Regions from separate parts of the Homo sapiens genome. Here region 1 is linked to region 2. Evidence: chromatin loops called from intact Hi-C (ENCODE). Cell type or tissue: heart left ventricle. All regions are shown on one strand. Links, peaks and the distances in the headings refer to the core of each region. The heading gives the core; the rest is flanking DNA. Region 1 has its middle 50 kb from the start of LINC02530. Region 2 holds the start of LINC02530 (long intergenic non-protein coding RNA 2530).

Region 1 (9,239 bases), core at 2,661-7,660, 50 kb after region 2:
AACACCGATCCATAAAGTGATTGTGAAGGGCTATGAGCTATTGTTTATTGGGGCTGATTTTACTTAGATCAGCTGGTTTCCCTGGATTTGGGGCTCTTCTCTGTCAATGTTAAGTGTGAAATATTCTCCTGAGAGTCTTTCTAGCTTCTGTCATTCAGATGCCACATATGTGGTGATTGTTGTAAATCACCAGGATGAGAGACATCACTACCAGCTTCCACCTCCCCAGATCTCTTCATTCTACTTTGATCTTCCAGGTATAATAAAAATGTTCAGGTTTCCTGTGGAAGTTTCTTAGAGCGAGTGATTATTTCTTAAGAAGAGTTTAATCAGCTTCAGTTATTTGGTTCATTAGGAAGGTAAACAACTACAATTGAAGTCCTCATGTGGGAGTCTTTCTTCGTGTGAGCCACCATGTTGAGGCATGGAGACCATGGGATATAGGGTCCTGTTTGTAAGGTGATGCTATCTTTTGCCCTCTTTACCCTTAGGTTTTTCTAGACATGAAACGCTTAAAAGTGACTTATGCAGTCACTTTTAGCCAGGAGGCAATTCATAAAATGCCTCGATAGAAAATATTAGAGAGAGATGAAGGATTGTACCAGGTTAAGGATCTTTGCAGGTTACCTGGTGCCCAAGATCATCCCTTCAAGGCCATCACACTGGGCTGTCCCTCAGATTGGGTAACTTTACTTCCTCTTGACCTCCATAGCACTTACACACTGTAGTGTAATTGCCTGTTTTCTAGTCTCAGGGCTTAGCACAGTGCCTGGTGCTTAGTAGGGGTTCCATCAACTTTTGATGAGTGCCCATGAGAATAAGTATCATCAATGATATTAAGTAAAAGGACACGCAAGAAAGAACTGGCCGAGACAATATTTAAAATAAAGAGGAGTCATTGCTGTGAAGAGAGTTATTGCTAAACCCTGCATTTATTTTAGTATCAGCAGACCTACACCCCTCCCGTGGCATAATTCCGTTTCAAAAAGTAAACTAGAATCAGCAACATCACAAAGAAATGATAAGAATAGGGGCCAATAGGGACAGGGGAAAGAAACTGCCCTAAACCCTTTTGTGTTTTTCATTCCTTGTTAATTCATTCCATTTCTCAAGTCACTTCCCCTTCTAAGGAAAGGAGCAGAGATGCTCGGCATCTTCCTTTGGTTGCTACTTATCCAGATGGGTGGTAAGTCCATTGGGCAAAGGTCATGTCTACACTCCACAGACCTTTCAAAAATATTTACTATCTAGGTGGGAGCCAATCCTTGCTCACAAATCTGACCCACCAGAGAAAAGAATGCAGAGTCTGCAGAAACCAACCACCTTCCCCTTGTGCTCAGGTTAAACTTTCCACCCCGATGCCAGACCACAGAGAACAGCCGCTTCCTGGAAATTGGGCAGCACCGAAATGACCTTCAGCCAGTGTTGCCCTGGAGACCGTTGCAGTGTGTTGGAACCAGCCACGGGGCTGCGTGTCTCCGTGCTGACCTCACTGAAGGGAAGGGCAAGGTCAGGAGGCCACGGAAGAGCCAATTCTGTGTGGTATGTTGATTTGGGCAAATATGTTTATACATCAAACCTCTGTTTTTGGTGCTTCCATTTTCTAACTAAATGCTCTCCTCTTCCAAATTGTAGCACAGTGGCTTCTGTTCTCAGAAGGTTTGTCCCACACCAAACGGGAGCAGTCTATGTGATTGAGACTCTGGGTTTGGGGAGACCAAACTCTCCATAGCAGTGATTTAGGCATTTGAGGGATAATCAGAAGCGAACAGTGGAACCTGGCTTGCCTTTCTTTCATGCCATGCCAAGACTCTCGTCCTCAACCCTTTGCCCTCCATACCCTTAAAAGAAGACTGGGAATTGGGGGCAGTGGCTCACACCCATAATCCCGGTGCTTTTTTGAGGCCAAAGTAGGACAGTCACTTGACGCCAGGAGTTTGAGACCAGCCTGGGCACCCAGTGAGACCCTGTCTCTACAAAAAAAAAAAAAAAAAAAAAAAAGCCAGGTGTGATGGCTTATGCCTGTAATCCCAGCACTTTAGGGGGCAGAGGCAGGCAGATCACCTGAGGTCAGGAGTTGGAGTCCAGCCTGGCCAACACGGCGAAACCCCATCTCAATTAAAAATACAAAAATTAGCCAGTTGTGGTGGTGCGTGCCTGTAATCCCAGCTACTCGGGAGCGTGAAGCAGGAGAATTGCTTGAACCTGGGAGGCAGAGGTTGCAGTGAGCCGAGATCGTGCCATTGCACTCCAGCCTGGGCAACAGAGCGGGACTTTGTCTCAAAAACAAAACAAAACAAAACAAAATTACCCAGGTCTTTTGGCATGTGCCTGTAGTCCCAGCTACTCAGGAGGCTGAGGTGGTAGGATCAATCGAGGCCAGGAGTTCAAGGTTAGAGTGAGCTGTGATCTCACCACTGTACACCATCCTGGGCAACAGAGTGAGACCCTATCTCAAAATAAATAAATACATACATACATACTTTCATAAAATAAAAAATAAAATTTCACTTCTACTGCCCTTGCCTCAAATAAGAACTTGGAATGCTCAGCCTAGTTGGCTGTAATATGGGCTTTTAGGTGCTTAGGATTTGTACTTAAGGAACAAAGAACTTGCTATTTACCAGGTAGTAAAAAACACTTCAAGTCCTTAAACATTATTTTTACTGTAAGGGAAGCACTTGTCAGCCCCCCAGTCATTTCAGATATGATTTCCGAAAGGGACATTCTTTCATTCTTCTCTCCTTACAGGCATAAACATTCTGCATTTTAAACTGGAAACATACAATGTTATCTACTTCTGGTGTCTTATGTAACTTTCCAGGAATGCTGAAAGACTTTCCGGGCTCCGTGAGGTTGGGAATGGGGGAAAGGCAGAGGGGGCTGAAGGTGGGGGTTAGGGCAGACTCGAGGGACAAGGAAAAAATCCACTTTTTCCATACATCACTACATTGGCTGTTTGTGACAAGAAGTTATTGCAATTAAGATACAAGCCGGATGTGTGGGCTAAAAAACCTCAGCTGATATCACAAGCATTTATTGATAATGAAAACTTGGAGGAAGAGATCTGGAAAATTGTTGTCTTTAGTGGTTTCCTATGCAAGAGAACAAACCATATGGATTAATAAAAAAGTGCTCTACCTTATCTAGGAGAAGAAAAAACTGTTTATTTTGCTGCAAAAAGAATGTTTCTGTCAAGTCTTAAGTGTCAATCTTCTAGGTTAGGGCTTTACATTGCACACACCACCACATAAGTACATTGTCTTGCTTTAAACAATCATTTTGGCGTTGTTAAATGACCTGGCCAAACAGCCTCAGCTATAAGAATAAGGGATAAACATTCAGAGTAAATCAGCATCTATAAATCCTTGATCACGTGAGCCACTTTAACACAACCAAACCTGAATTAGCCTATCAGAATAGGTAATGACCCCTCTATACTTCATGAAGTAAAACGGGTTTCCTTTGAGAATATGCTATTTTCAAGCAAGACATTAGCAAGGAAATGCCTAAAATGTGTCCTGGAATATCTTTTGCAAATGCAATGAAAAGGTAATGGGAATAACAAGTGAAAAGAAGAACCCTCAAGGGACTAGTTTACCAGTACTATATAAGGCAGAAAATAAACCTTAGATAAACGCTAAGCAGAGAGTTAAAAATCTGGAAATATTAATATCATGCAGAGTAGAGATATAATAACAGAGTAGAGAAAGAGCATGAAGCTTTCTGGAGAGTTAAGCTTTAAGGTCTTTACTCAAAAACTAAATAGTGCATACAACGAGCCTTCATAAATATACACTCACCACATTCTTTCCTGTCTTCCTAAAGAAAGCACGTTGGAAATTACCATGTTTCCGGTTTTTCTTGGGTGACCATATCAGCATATTTTCTGCATCATCCTGTATATCGTGACTAAAAATGTCAGGTAAACTTACCACCAATAAAACAAAAACTGGATACAGATGGCTCCTCGAAAGGCACTAATCTACACACAAATATTGGTCTGCTAGGTTATTGATACCTATGAACTCAGGATTATACAAATGGGATGTTTATCTCACTAGGACTTTGATGGAACTTAAAACAGCTCAAATCTAGTCTGCATCAGCTCACATACTCTCTAGAAATCACTCAGGTAACTTGTTTGAGTTGGAACAAACCTGAAATTACAATAAGAATTTAGGTTGTTTCTGGAGACCTTCCAATAAAAGCTGAGAGCCAGAGAATTCAGACGAGTGGCCACAGCTTGTGTCAATTCTAGTTGCAAAGTGGCCCATGTTGAGTTTACCTGAGTCATAGGAAAGAGTGATGCCCTCCTGGAAGATGAGATGCATACCTATGAGGAACAATGGTAAAGCTCCTTGGTCTCTGGAGAACTCCTTACCAGAAGGCACTCAGTGGAAAGGGCCAGTTCACACCATCTGCTCTTGGCCAATGGTGGGATGGTCTACTCTCTATTTTTGTTTTCTCTCCTGTCACCCACAGTCCTAATCAGGTAACCAGGTACAGTCTTCTGTCTGGATCTTGCTGACAAAGCTGTGTGTGCAATGGATGCATATGAAGAAAATAACTTTCTTAGACATAAAGAGATTCATGTATGTTGTAGGCAAATGAAAAGACCCAGTAACTGGCACACTGGGACTTAATTCAGTTGCATTCTGACTAGGACCTCTGTTTCCCTGGCAACAGCAGCTCTGCAGACATAAAACTGAATTCCCTCCAGTGTTATAGAGAAGTGCACATAAGTGACTGTACGGGGGCTTTTATCCGGGTATGCTTGCAAAATCTTCCTGCAGCTTCCCTCTAACAGGGGGAGAAAGAGGGGATTTATAATATTTTCTAGACATGGAACAAATAATTACACAGTTTAAAGGCCCTTATCCCAAGTGTTGTTGTTCTACTATTTCTGGAGTGTCTTTTAGAGGGTTCTTATGGAAGTTTCCAAAAACAAATTAACCATTAAACGAGTCAACCCATTAGTGCGACTCCTGCCATTGGTCACCTTCTATATATGTACGCACACAGGCATTCATATGTGGATCATACTCTTTGGAAAACATGGGAGAGAAGATTCCGCAGCCATTCGGTTTCTTACTTACTTTCACCTATGTAATACAATTTATAGAGAAGGAGTAGATGTCAATAAAACACCACTCTTTAATTCTTCCTACTCAATCCACTCCTTATTGGGTAAGGACCATTACGTAAAATCACACTTGTTCAATATGCTCTGCTTGCCTTCTCTAACCTCTAGTCTTGGGGATTAGAGAGGAATTTACTATCTTGCTTTTAATTTATTCTATTTAGTCTCCATTATCCCTGTGGTTACTTTTCTACTGCACCACAGGATACCAAAATTGGAAGCAACTTTAGATACTGTCTTCTCCAATATTCTTACCTAACTAAAGTACGCATGCCCTCTACCATCCATCATTCTGGATAGACATGTAATTTGCAGCATGATGCCCCCAGTGGTAGGGAATCTGCTCCCATTTTTAGCAGCTGTAATTTTTAGAGGGTCTTCCATGCATTGAAGGGCCTCTAGAAATTCACAGGCTCCAGACAGAGGCTCCCCATGGCACCAAGACACAAATGCAAGGCTTCCATCACCTTCAGGATGTAAATGCTGCTGCAGAAATAATCAAAGAAGGTATGATTGGAATCTATAAAGCCATGTGGCATGAGATTTTCTTTCTTTATGTTGTAGAGTGTTTTTTTTCCTTGTCGAAGAGAAAAGATTTCTCAGTATTAGTCATTAGGGAATTATAAGTGGAGGTGTGTGTTCTTGCTTCCTTCTGACCACAGAAATTTACATCTAGCATCAATCTCACCTGCCAAAAAGGGAAGATGCAAATTTTGCAAGATAAAAATGTCACCTCCACTCCATCCCACCTGGGTCAAAAATAATCATCTCCTCTTCTGCGTATGGTGACATCATTTTTGGAAGAAGTGGTGATTCCTCCTCTTGTATTGGAGTTAGTGGGGAGTGTGTGTTTCTCCTCCACTGGCCTGTCAGTATATTTAGAGTGAAACTCTGTTGACTGCTTGGTTGCAATTTCCCAACCTCCCTCACACACAGGCTCAGTAGCTAGCTTAGAAGAGTTTTCTTTCAAAGACCCACCAGCTTTCTCTAGGAGAAGTGGTAGTGGATTCCAGGAACCTCCAGGGTAATGAGAGAATGCACCCACCCAGCCCTGCAGGGCCAGAATCGCCGTGATAGACTCCAGCCTTTCTGGAAGGGAGGAGGGACAGAACAGCCTTGAGGGTTTAAAGAGATGCTTATTGAAGTAATAGGCAACTGATCAGGGTAACACAAAATATTTTCATGATTTTAGTATACTACAGATAATTTTGCTCTATTATCAAAAAAATTAAGCTGTAATGGGCTTAGTGGTATTTTAGTATTTTTACTCATGAATGATTATATGGAAGGTGACATGCCTAGAAAGAGGCAGGAATGAGTCAACATTTTGTTTTCCCTCCATATGAAATAAGTCAGGGGGAAAAAAGAAGTAAAATTGATATTTACATAACATGACATCCTTAATTGCAAATATTTTTGTTTTAAAAAATATGTGGACTTCTAATGTGTATGTACAACTGTGAACTAAAAGGTAGAAACTATAAGAATGAGCACCCTCCCTAACATAGACCAGAAAAAGAGGAAGCTCAGACAGATCTGCAAGATTGGAATCAGAGTGATTCTACTCCATTTCTGGGTAGTCTAAGGCTTAACCCCAAACGCAAACAATTGTAATCTCAGAAAGTTTCACACTGAAAGACGCAGGTTGAATTTCACTCCCTGGAGAATGACCAAATTGGAAAGGATGAGAGGATTTGCCGTCACTCTAAAAATGAATCTCATTGGTTTGGTCTCCCGGCCTCTAAAAGGCATCAATTGTGTCCATAGAATTTGATGGTAACTCCACATTGCAGCCAGTATAGAAAATGTATTGTCTAATAAAGCATCCAGAAATGAGCTCAATGTGCAGGCTCTTCAACATCCTATCAGTTTGATCAATGTTGCATTTGGATCTTTTCCTAAGCCATTGACTCAAGGAGAGACATCCCTAAAGTGGAGAACATACGTATACAGGGAAACACACAGGAGGACACACATTTATATTCACTTTCTAAACATAAAACAGCACAACGGGAGAAACAATGTCTGACAAAAGAGTTTATGCTTTGTTTTGAGAGACGCATGTTTCTGATTGTTTATTTTTGCTTTCATTGAACACTGTGTTCTTCTCTGGTTATGATCTATGAGAAACAAGGTTTTTTCTTTTTTTATTCAAGCATTTGATATGCAGACTTGATTTCTGCCAAAGACAGAAAGTAAGGAAGAAAATAGGATTCATTTTTTGTAAGAAATCTTCAGGATGATCTTGGACTGAGAGTTACCAGAGGGTTCACTTTTAGTGGCTTTAGGAAAAGACATCCATCTACCTCAGTTTGGTTTTGGAGGGTAGCAGACCCATCTACCGACATCATGATTATAAGAAAGAATCTAGAAGAGGCTGGGTGCAGAGCCACACACTTGTAATCTCAATGCTTTGGGAGGCTGAGGTGGGAGGATCCCTTGAGGCCCGGAGTTTGAGTCCAGCCTGCCCAACACAGGGAGACCCTATCTCTACAAAAACATTTTAAAAAAATTAGCCGGGCATTGCGGTGCACACCTGTGGTCCTGGCTCCTCAGGAGGCTGAAGTGGGAGGATCATGTCAGCCTGGGCATCAGAGCAAGTCCCTGACTAAAAAAAAAAATTCTTGGCCAGACGTGGTGGCTCATGCCTATAATCCTAGCACTTTGGGAGGCCGAGGCGGGTGGATCACTTGAGGCCAGTAGTTCGAGACCAGTCTAGGTAACATCTCTGTTAAAAATACAAAAAATTAGCCGGTTTTGGTGGTGCATGCCTGTAATCCCAGCTACTCAGGAGGCTGAGGTGGGAGGATTGCTTGAACCTGGGAGGCGGAGGTTACAGTGAGCTGAGATCACGCCACTGGGCTCTGGTCTGGGCGATACAGCAAGACTCTGTCTCAAAAGATAAAAAATTTAAAAAATTGACGATTTTCCTGAGATGATTGTGAATATAAAATTAGGTTATATATGAAAAGCCCCTTTGCAAGTTAAAAGTGCTATAAAAATGGACTATACTATTATAAATAGGCTTCCTTGTAACTGACTGTCAATTTGACATTTTGTAAAACCTAAGGTTACTATAAAACAAAAAGCTAAGTAGCAGTCTTAAAAGTATATTTCCACAATTATCTTGAAACCAGAGTTTCTAAACCTTTTTACATGAAAATTTATTAAAGAAAATTTCTTTCTATTATGTTTTTCTTCCATCTTTATCCCACCAAAGAAGTTAGAACATTTCTCGGATATGCTATTTCCAAAGCCCGCGTGGCCACCAGCCAAGACTGTATTTATATGGACCAAATTCTCTAAGAATGGTATTATGTACGTGTGAATTTCCAACCCATTCTCCTCTCAGTGTGTAATAAATTCATTCAGAAGGAGTTTTATTTCATAGAATTGACTTCTTCATAGGTCTTCATGGAAGCAGCATTGAATATTATCTCCTTTCGCTTAGGGGAAGGGAAATGAAATATATTCTGCCAATAGATAGTTATATAATAAAAAGGCAGTTTTTAAAAAAAAAAAAAACAAGGCATTGGGAACTGGGAAAAAATATGGGTCTCTAGATGTTTTGACAATGTAATGGCACAAAATGAGGGATTTTTTTTGTCCTGTTACGTATTTTATATTTTATTTTTTAGAGCAGTTTTAGTTTTAAAGAAAAATTGAACACAAAGTACAGAAAGTTCCTATACACCTTTTCTATTATTAACATTTTGCATTATTATGGTATGTTTGTTACAGTTAATGAGCCAATATTGATACACTGTTATTAACTAAAGTCTGCAATTTATCTTTGTGTTTATATTCCATGGGGTTTGACAATTGCATAATGACAGGTGTCCACCATTACATTATCATACAGAATAGTTTCACTACTCTAAAAATCTTCTATACTACACCTATTCTTTTCTCTCTCTCCCTGTACCCCTGGCACCCACTGATCTTTTTACTGTCTCAATAGTTTTGCCTCTTCCAGTATGTCACATAATTAGAATCATTACAGTATGCCGCCTTTTCAAGCTGGCTTCTTTCACTTACCAATATTCCTTGAAGATTCGTCCATGTCTTTTTGTGGCTTGGTAGCTCATTTTTTAAA
Region 2 (9,239 bases), core at 1,758-6,757:
GAGGCTGAGGTGGGAGAATCGCTTGAGCCCAGAAGCAAGGCTGCAGTAAGCTACGATGGCACCACTCCATTCCAGCCTGGGCCACAGAGTGAGATCTTGTCTCAAATAATAATAATAATAATATAGCAACAAGAAGAAGTTGATTTCTTTCCTAGTAATTCTTAGAACTTCTCTTTTTCTTGTTTTGTCTTGATAGTTGAGACTTCAACTGCAGTGTGAAAAAGAAGTTGTAAGACTGGTCATCCTTGTCTTGTTCATGATCTTAAAAAGAATACTTGTAACTTTTACTATTATATATCGTATTTGCCCTAGAGTTTTGTAGGTCTTCTTTATGAAGTTAAAGACATTTCCTTTCTAAGTCTTTTTACTCATTTTCTTTCTACTTTTATGAAAGTATTATCATTAATGTTTATTGATTTTATTGAACATCTTTTTTGCAACTATAGATGTAATTATATGGTTTAATCTCTTTTAACTTGTTAAAGTAGTGAATTACAATAATCCTGATCTGTAGTTTTCCTATTTTGTTCTGTCCTTGGCTAGCATTTATATCAAGGTTATACAACTCTCATAAAATATGCTTGGAAGTGTTCCTTTTTTTCTGTTCTTGAATTTATGTAAGAAATATTTGGTAGCATGAGTAAACTCTTCTGGCACATTATTTCCTGTGTGACAAGATTTTTAACTACAGATTGAATTAGATTTTACTATACAGGGGATTTCTAGTTTTTCTTAAGTTATTTTTATGTAATATTTTCTACAAATACATATATTTCATCTGTTCACAACTTGTTGGCCTAAAGTTGTTCATAATATTCTTTTTTTTTCCTTTCTAATATCTATGGAAAGAATAAGTATCTTCTCTCTTTTATGCCTAATGCTATTTGTTTTCATATTTTTTCCTTTTTGGGGGGTAAATATCACCAGACATTTATCGCTTTAAGGAACAATTTTTAGCTTTTTGAAATTTTACTTTCTGTTTTATTTGTTTTTGTACTTATTTCTATTATCTTTTTTTCCCTTTCTTTGGGTTTATTGTGCAGTTCTTTTTCAATTGTTTTAGGTTGGGTATTTAGTTCACTCAATTTTAAGACTTTCCTCTTTTCTAATGTAAGAACTATAAACAATTTTTTTCTCTGATAACTGCTATTGTTGCCTCCTATAATTTTTAAATATAGCTTTTTGTTAAGTGAGAGGGATGGGGTCTTGCTATGTTACTCAAGCTGGACATGAACCTCTGGGCTCAGGCAATCCTCCTGTCACAGCCACCTGAGTAGCTGGGACTACAGGCATGCACCACCATGCCAAGCCTAAAGATAGCATTTTTCTTAACTCTAACTGCATAAACATTGAATAAATAAAGCAGTTTGCCCAGGTATTTATTTACATAATCTGATAATGTGTTGAGAGCATTAGGGCATAGAGTACAGTTTTCATAATTTCTAATGTACTTTTAAAAAAACTTAGATACACCTCAAATAAATAACTCCATAATTTCCTTTCCCTCTCATGTATACATACCTTAACAGGGTAAAAAATAAAATTAGCACGTTTAAAATCAGAAAACGTTCTTACGCAAGGCCCATGGCCTTTTGTATTTATGCTACCTGAAACAGAGAAGACTGAACATTGTAGGTATAGCTAGAAAAACCAAGACTGAATGTGCTTTTAGTTCATCCTCTTTCCAATTAGACACTTCCTCCTTTGCAGGTGGATCCTTTTAGGGGCCCTAGTTTTGGAGCCCAAGAGCTTGGTTTGTTTTAGACTCAACTTCTTAATCAAATGTATCTTTGGCATGTCATTTAACGACTTTACAGGCCGGGCGAGGTGGCTCACGCCTGTAATCCCAGCACTCTGGGAGTCTGAGGCGGGTGGATCACCTGAGGTCAGGAGTTCGAGACCAGTCTGGCCAATATGGTGAAACCCCGTCTCTACTAAAAATATAAAAATTAGCTGGGTGTGGTGGTGGGTGCCTGTAATCCCAGCTACTCGGGAGGCTGAGGCAGGAGAATCGCTTGAACCCGGGAGGTGGAGTTTGCAGTGAGCTGAGAGATCATGCCACTGCACTCCAGCCTGGGCAACAGAGCAAGACTCTGTCTCAAAAAAAAAAAAAAAAAGACTTTACAAACTTCAGTTTCCTTATTTGTTCATTAAAAAATCATAATATCAAATTCCTAGAATTTTTCTAAGGATTTAATAAATGTGAAAAAAGTATTAAAAATAATACTTTATATTTACAAAGTAAATAATTATTAATTATTTTTCTCCCTATAGCAGTATTTCTCCTCAAATTTTCATACTTTGTTTTTTTTTTTTCCTCCTTTGTTTTTCTACTTTCCTACTTCTCCTAGGAAGCTTTCACTTTCCCTCTCTAAATGTTACCGGAAAGGGGTAACAGACCACGAGACAGGGTTCTTGGATCTTGCGCAAGAAAGGATTTGAGGTGAATCCATAGAGTAAAGTGAAAGCAAGTTTATTAAAAAAGTAAAGGAATAAAAGAATGGCGTACAGAAGCAGAGCAGCTCTGAGAGCTACTGGTTGTCCATTTTTATGGTTATATCTTGATGATATGCTAAGCAAGGCGTGGGTTATTCATGCCTCCCCTTTTTAAACCCTATAGGGTAACTTCATGATGTTGCCATGGCATTTGTAAACTATCACAGTGCTGGTGGGAGTGTAGCAGTGAGGACAACCAGAAGTCACTCTTGTCTTGACTGGGTGGGTTTTGGCAGGCTTTTTTTACTGCAACCTGTTTTATCAGCAATGTCTTTATGACCTGTATTTTGTGCGACCTCCGATCTCATCCTATGACTTAGAATGCCTAACTTAGTAGGAATGCAGCCCAGCAAGTATCAGCCTTATTTTACCCAGCTCCTATTCGAGATGGAGTTGCTCTGGTTCAAACACCTCTGAGTCTTCTGACTTACAGGCCGAGTGTTAGAGATTCAATCTTCATAGATGGGAAATCCCCTAGAGATCAATTACATATTTAAAGCACCTCTTTTTGCAGAGGAAAAACAAAGGGGCAGGGAATGATTATCCCAATGTCTGTCACTGGGGGAGGTAAAATTTCCTAGGAGTTAATGGGAGAGTCAAGACCAAAACACAGGTTTCAGGACTCTTCTTACCTGATGAGTGGAACTTTTAATTTTTATTTAGTTAAGTGTTTTGGCCAGTAATTAGCAACCCTTTATGAGGTAGTTATGCCTATAAGACATCCAACAATGGTCCTCTATTGAGTCTACTAGAAAAAAATAACAGTTTTATTAAAAGGCTTGATAACTATGTGATGTTAGTCCAGAGTACCTATGAAGTGATGAACCTCAAGATGCCTATGAATTTAGAAATAAAATAAAATTCAGTCAATAAAATACAACGCTACATTGCAAAGCCAGATCTTCAAAAGCCAGTATGGGGCACAGAACGTGGTAACTGGATAAAAAGTATTTCATTGTTGTTATTTATTTTGTCATCCTTGAGGAAACAGTCCCTAATGGCAAGTCACTTGACTTATAAACTAACAGACTTCATTAAATCGATATTGATTGATTTGACATCAGCAGTCACTCACTGAGGTTCATTCAGTCCACGCATCTGAAAACACTGGGGGATCATGCTTGCCCCTAAGGTGCCGTGACTTTGGTACACAACACCTAAATGTCTCCAGAAAGTTCACAGATGCCTGGCTAGCCGCCATCACTCCGAGTGCAAAGGATGCCCAGTGCCCAGCTGATTCCATCACGACAGCGTCCTTAACAATAGCTGTGGACTATTGCTTGTTTAACCTAGCTTCAGGGACCAACATCATTCGTGGAGAGGGAGCGAGCAGGAGTCTGGTCAGTCACGTCCAGCCTTGGCGCCTAAAATTAGGCAGGGCTGTGGAGTAACATGAGCGGTTTGGGCGTCCACTGTCCGGCTCCAGTATCCCCGAGTCCAGAGGCAACAGGAGTCTCTAGTCATTATGCATGTAGAGAAATCAAAGAATTCGAGAGCAAGGGCCTGGAATGCCTGGCTGCCTCCCAGCTCTCTTACGAAGAAATAAATTCCATTGTTGTCTCACTCTCCTTTCCGTACTCTCAGAATCAGCAGTTACTGTACGCCAGCACCTTTCACTCTCCAAGGAGACTGCTCAGCTACAGCAGGAAGCACAGGGATCTTAAAACATAAACTCACAGTGCTCCCCACATTGATCTCCCACACAAACCCATCTCTCCTGTCAGGGACTGTGGGCTTCGTGACTTTCTCCATGTGCTGGACTGTCGCATGGTCACTGTTGCCAGGGACTCTTTGAACTAATCCCAAGCCTATGTCAGAAAAGCCTGTGATCGATTCCCAGTGCCATCCTGAACCACAAGATTGGAATATCGCACCTTTCAACTGCCTGGGCTGATAAACAATACAGCATGTACTCAGCTTCATAAACACTCTGCCTTGTTACAAAGGGCATTGCAAACTCGCCGTGATAGGACTTGACCTTAAAAGCTATAGACAATCTAGCGGAGCACAGACGGTTTCATAAAGTACAATCACTTCCTGGAATTCTTGGGCCAGTGCAGTCGGAGCCGTGCAAATCCTGTTTTCCTTGCATTGTTTCCTGCATGTGAATATCATCAGTCTAGCAGGTCTGTAACCATGGCACTTGTAAATAGCCGAGGGGCGACTTCTGATAAAGGCATACAGTTTTAAGAAGCTTTTTTTTTAAGACAAGCCTAAGTCAAGCTCTACAAATGCCATATAGTAACAACCAAGTCGACAAATTGCATTTTCTAAAGCACATATATCCAGATCCAGATTTGTTTTTAAATCACCAAGGGAAGCAGAATCGATGCCCATTGTATTGAGGGTACCGTGAGTTGTTTTTCACTTGTTGTAATGTGAATTTCCACGCCAAATCCATAGAGATGGACACTGACTACAATTGCTAGCAATTCTTTCCACAGTATGTTTCCTTTTCCACTGAATGGGGTTGGGAAATTTTAATTGCTCCATCCTTCAGTTTCTCCAATCAGCAAGAGGAAGAGAAAACACCAGTTATTTCTTGGAATGCTCAGTTTAAAACTTTCTCTTCAAAAGTTTGACACCACTCTTCCTACTCCAACTTTATTTGGTGCTTGACAGGCTCTTATTTAAGCTTTGAGATGATATGGTGAATGAAACGTGTGGTCTCAGCTACTCAGGAGGCTGAGGTAGGAGGATCACTTGAGTCCGGGAGGCGGAGGCTGTTGTGAGCTATGGTTGCACCACTGAACTCCAGCCTGGGCAACAGAGCGAGACCCCCACCTCAAAAAAAAAAAAAACAAAACAAAACAGGGAGACACAAACAAATAGACTGCTTTAAGTTTCTGGAAAATCCAAAGATGTTTACTAGATTTGCTGCAAATGCCTCAGTATGTAAAGTTTGAATTGGCTGAATCAATCCTGATTCTTCCGCTTTCTATATTATTGAATTGTTGGTTAAACTGACAATAAAAGTTAAAATTCTTAGCAGATGTAAAATGTGATGGATATTGGGCGAAGTGTCGACAAAAGTGTTTTAGGCTGAGAAGGATATCCTTGGGAGAGAAAGAAAAGAAGAGACCACTCATACAATAGTATGAGACTATTGCTTATGTTTTCATAGACTTATGTTTAATTTTTTAAGATTCAGAAGTCTTTCTGAAACTTTATTTTCTCTCTCTCTCTTTTTTTTTGAGATGGGGTCTCTCTCTCTCTCTTTTTTTGAGATGGAGTCTCTCTCTCTCTCTCTCTCTCTCTCTCTCTAGCTTGGGCTGGAGTGCAGTGGTGCAATCATAGCTCACTTCAGCCTCAATCTTCCAGGCTCAAGTGATCTTCCCGCCTTGCCTCCTAAAGTGCTGGGATTATAGGCATTAGCCACAGTGCCTGGCATATTTCTATTTCTGAATTTTAAATTAAAATCAGTAACATCTGACCAATATCTTCACTTGAGTATCAAGGACAAGTTTGACGCCTTTGGGAGAAATTATGTCTTCTATTATGCCAACACATTACACGTGGTAAGCACTAAAAGTTTTAGGATAGTAATTAACAAAATATACCTCAGTTTAATGCTTTCTCTTAAAATAATGCTTTCTCTTAAAATATTTTTGATGAGTTGTTTTTCTCATATCTTATAATGATGATCTGCTTTCAAATCTTCACTTTCCATGAAACTACTCTGTGTTTCAGGTGTCATCTAACTTTTTTTTTTTTTTTGACAGTCTCTCTCTGTCACCAGGCTGGAGTACAGTGGGGCAATCTCGGCTCACTGCAACCTCTGCCTCCCGGGTTCAAGCGATTCTCCTGCCTCAGCCTCCCGAGTAGCTGGGACTGTAGGTGCACGCCACCATGAGCAGTTATTTTTTGTCTTTTTAGTAGAGACGAGGTTTCACTATGTTGGCCAGGCTGGTCTTGATCTCTTGACCTCGTGATCTGCTGGCCTCAGCCTTCCAAAGTGCTGGGACTATAGCCGTGAGCCACCATGCCAGGCCCATCTAACTTTTAATATAGATTGTATGATGTTTTCATAAAACAAGCAGGGCTCAGAAAGGCCGTATAAAGCCACAGAGCCAGCAAGCAGCAGAGTCTGCATTTTAATCCATATGTTCATGGCTTCAAAGCAATGTTATTTAACTCTAACAATGCAATTGAACTAACAACTGACATCAGACACAAATATTCTGAAGAACCTGGAGAAATAGAAAAGAATTGGATAGAACTGATGGCTCATGGGCAGAAGCTGTGCATCAGGAAGAGGAAATAAATGGCATTGTTCAGCCATGAAGCCATATAATTTCAACCTGACTTTCCTTCTCTATTGTCCTGTCTCATTGTCTAGCTTGAAATGTGGCCGCAGTCATGTCAAGTGGCTAACTTCCTGCATATTTGGTTTCCTCATGGGAGCTTAGTAATTCCTGATTGATTTAGAGCAAGAAAGTAAAATAAATTCTAGTTTTTCCAACTTCCATGCCATGGAAGTGAAAATGTATTTTCACATTGATGTCTTTAACCACTTCCCCTGCACGAACTAGTGATATGATGCCAATTCTCAAAGGATCTGACTTCTCTTTGCATTTACATAAGTTCTCCGAGCTCAAGGGTAAGGTAATGTACACTTCCCCTGGCAGCCAGCAGGCTCAGAGGCATTCTCTGTTGGTTAAAACCACTTCTCTGGGTCCCATTACCATATTGCCTGCAACCTAATAATGCCACGCCAAATTTGGCCTTCTGATAAGCAAGAGTAACTTCCTCTATAGCCAGAGGGAGGCACATAGCATGACTTTGGAGCCAGACATAGCTTTATATATTATATTTACTTTAGGGGGCAATTCATTTACGGGCACAGGCAGGGACATAAATACCTCCTTTTCATGAGGGTCCCAGAGGGACAGCAGGCATACAATGTCACTTCATACCACACAAACAATACAACATAGAAGACTCCTCCTAGCATAATAAACAAGCCACAGTCACCGTGTTCTTGACATTGACAATGCTTTTTAAAGTTAGATCAAAAAGGTGCTTGGGCTTTTTAAACATGTTTTTAAACTTGGTGTCTGTCTGGACAGGGCAAAAAGTCCTCTCCATCTGTTGGATGCAATAGACCTGGAAGTCGCGTGATTTAAATAAATTGTGCTTGCAGCATTTTGAAGGTATTTTTCCTTAGGAGCTGCATGGTAAAAAGAAATTATTTGGGGTTTTCGTTCTGTCCACAATGTTTAATCAAGTATAGTTTATATTACTTTTCTTTTGATAATTAGACAAAGCCTGGTAGAACAGAGAGCAATCCAATAAAGAAGTGAAATTTCAGCTTACATTTTTCAGAGGATCACTGAATACATCTAAGATTTACAATTTTAATTATTGGCTATAACTATTAACTTGTAATTAATTATATAAAGTATTTTGATATTTTGATAGGTTTCTTAGGAGTTTTATTTTTCTTTTTTAAGGGAGGCAGTAACTAACTTCTCTTTTAAAAGAAAATTAGCTTAAACATCAATTGGAAGTTAAGGCCAATATTAGAGAAACATCAAATTACTTCCAAAAATCAACCAGTCTGTCTCCTTGTGTCTGTCCTGCGTTTTGAAAGTGTGAAAAACCAATAATAGAAATTTTTCTCCAAAATAAATTAAATATCATTTACCCAGGAACAGGAACAAAAAGTTTCTCAGTCCTAAGAATGTAGTCATCAACATATGTCTCTCTGTATAAATGTATGCCTGTTTAGAAGAAACAAAATATTCTTCAGACAATATCTACTTATACTCATTAACAATTTATTTACCAAGAGTATGCACTCTTTCTTACTAGAGTAATACTGAGTAAGGAAAAGGAATTCAGACCTGTATCCAGCCAACATGGGTATTATTGTCTCTAACCAGTCATATCCATGTTAGAGATTGTCTGGTTAGAGTTAGAGCAGGGACTCATATATGACTGGGACACAAACTGAGATAGATAAATCCCAAAGATAGACATGGATAAATTGCTAAGGGAGGCCCTATTTGAATTTCAATAGACTCAAATGTTAACTCCTGCCATCACAAGCAGAACAAAACATTGTATGCTCAGATACCAGAGTGTTTAATTCATCAGCGGCTCTGTTGATCCATGTGTTGTATGGGATCTCCAAGATGTTCACTTTAGTAACCTACCTGCTCATGGAAACAACCAAACTTCAGTTTAAGTATGGCTTATCTCTTTACTCATGATTGGCATTTGGAGCTTCTTTTTTTTTTTGAGATGGAATCTTGTTCTGTTGCCCAAGATGAAGTGCAGTGGCAAAATCTCTGCTCACTGCAGCCTCCACCTTCCTGGTTCAAGCGATTCTCCTGCCTCAGCCTCCCGAGTAGCTGGGATTACAGGCGCGCACCAGCACGCCCAGCTAATTTTTGTATTTTTAGTAGGGATGGGGGTTTCACCGTGTTGGCCAGGCTGGTCTCCAACTCCTGACCTCAATTGATAACACCCGCCTCGGCCTCCCAAAGTGCTGGCATTGCAGGCGTGAGCGACTGTGCCTGGCCTCATTTGGAGCTTCTTGTAGACTTCTGAGAAATGATTTACCTCAGTTGAAGGAAGATGGATTGCATGTCACAGGCAAAGTGTGTTTGGACAAGCTGTGTGAGAGTTTTCATGGCTAGCAAATACATTGTCCCACAAAAGGACATAAAAAAAAATATCTCACTCTAACACTAAGAAATACCACAATTGATGTCATAGTTTTTAAATAACAATTTGTA

The links. Hi-C counts contacts between places; a loop is a spot of excess contacts. Peaks named below come from ENCODE experiments on the same cell type or tissue, not always from the same donor. Only the 100,000 strongest peaks of a DNase experiment are listed, where the experiment ranks them.
Region 1: it touches region 2 in a loop (2.3-fold over the local background); 4 of 110 quality-filtered maps call a loop at or near these places.

What each region holds. Positions count from the first base shown.
Region 1 is chr6:12,531,232-12,540,470 of GRCh38, reverse strand. No RefSeq gene overlaps it. Among named protein-coding and RNA genes, the nearest start is that of LINC02530, 50 kb to the left of the region's middle. In heart left ventricle, for the core only: no CTCF peak of the experiment used is centred there; no DNase peak of the experiment used is centred there.
Region 2 is chr6:12,580,487-12,589,725 of GRCh38, reverse strand. It overlaps LINC02530 (long intergenic non-protein coding RNA 2530), which reads left to right and starts at 4,322. Exons shown (of 2, transcript NR_149140.1): 1 at 4,322-4,622; 2 at 6,219-6,958. In heart left ventricle, for the core only: no CTCF peak of the experiment used is centred there; a DNase peak (open chromatin) is centred at 3,995; H3K4me3 peaks cover 586 bases; H3K27ac peaks cover 1,578 bases.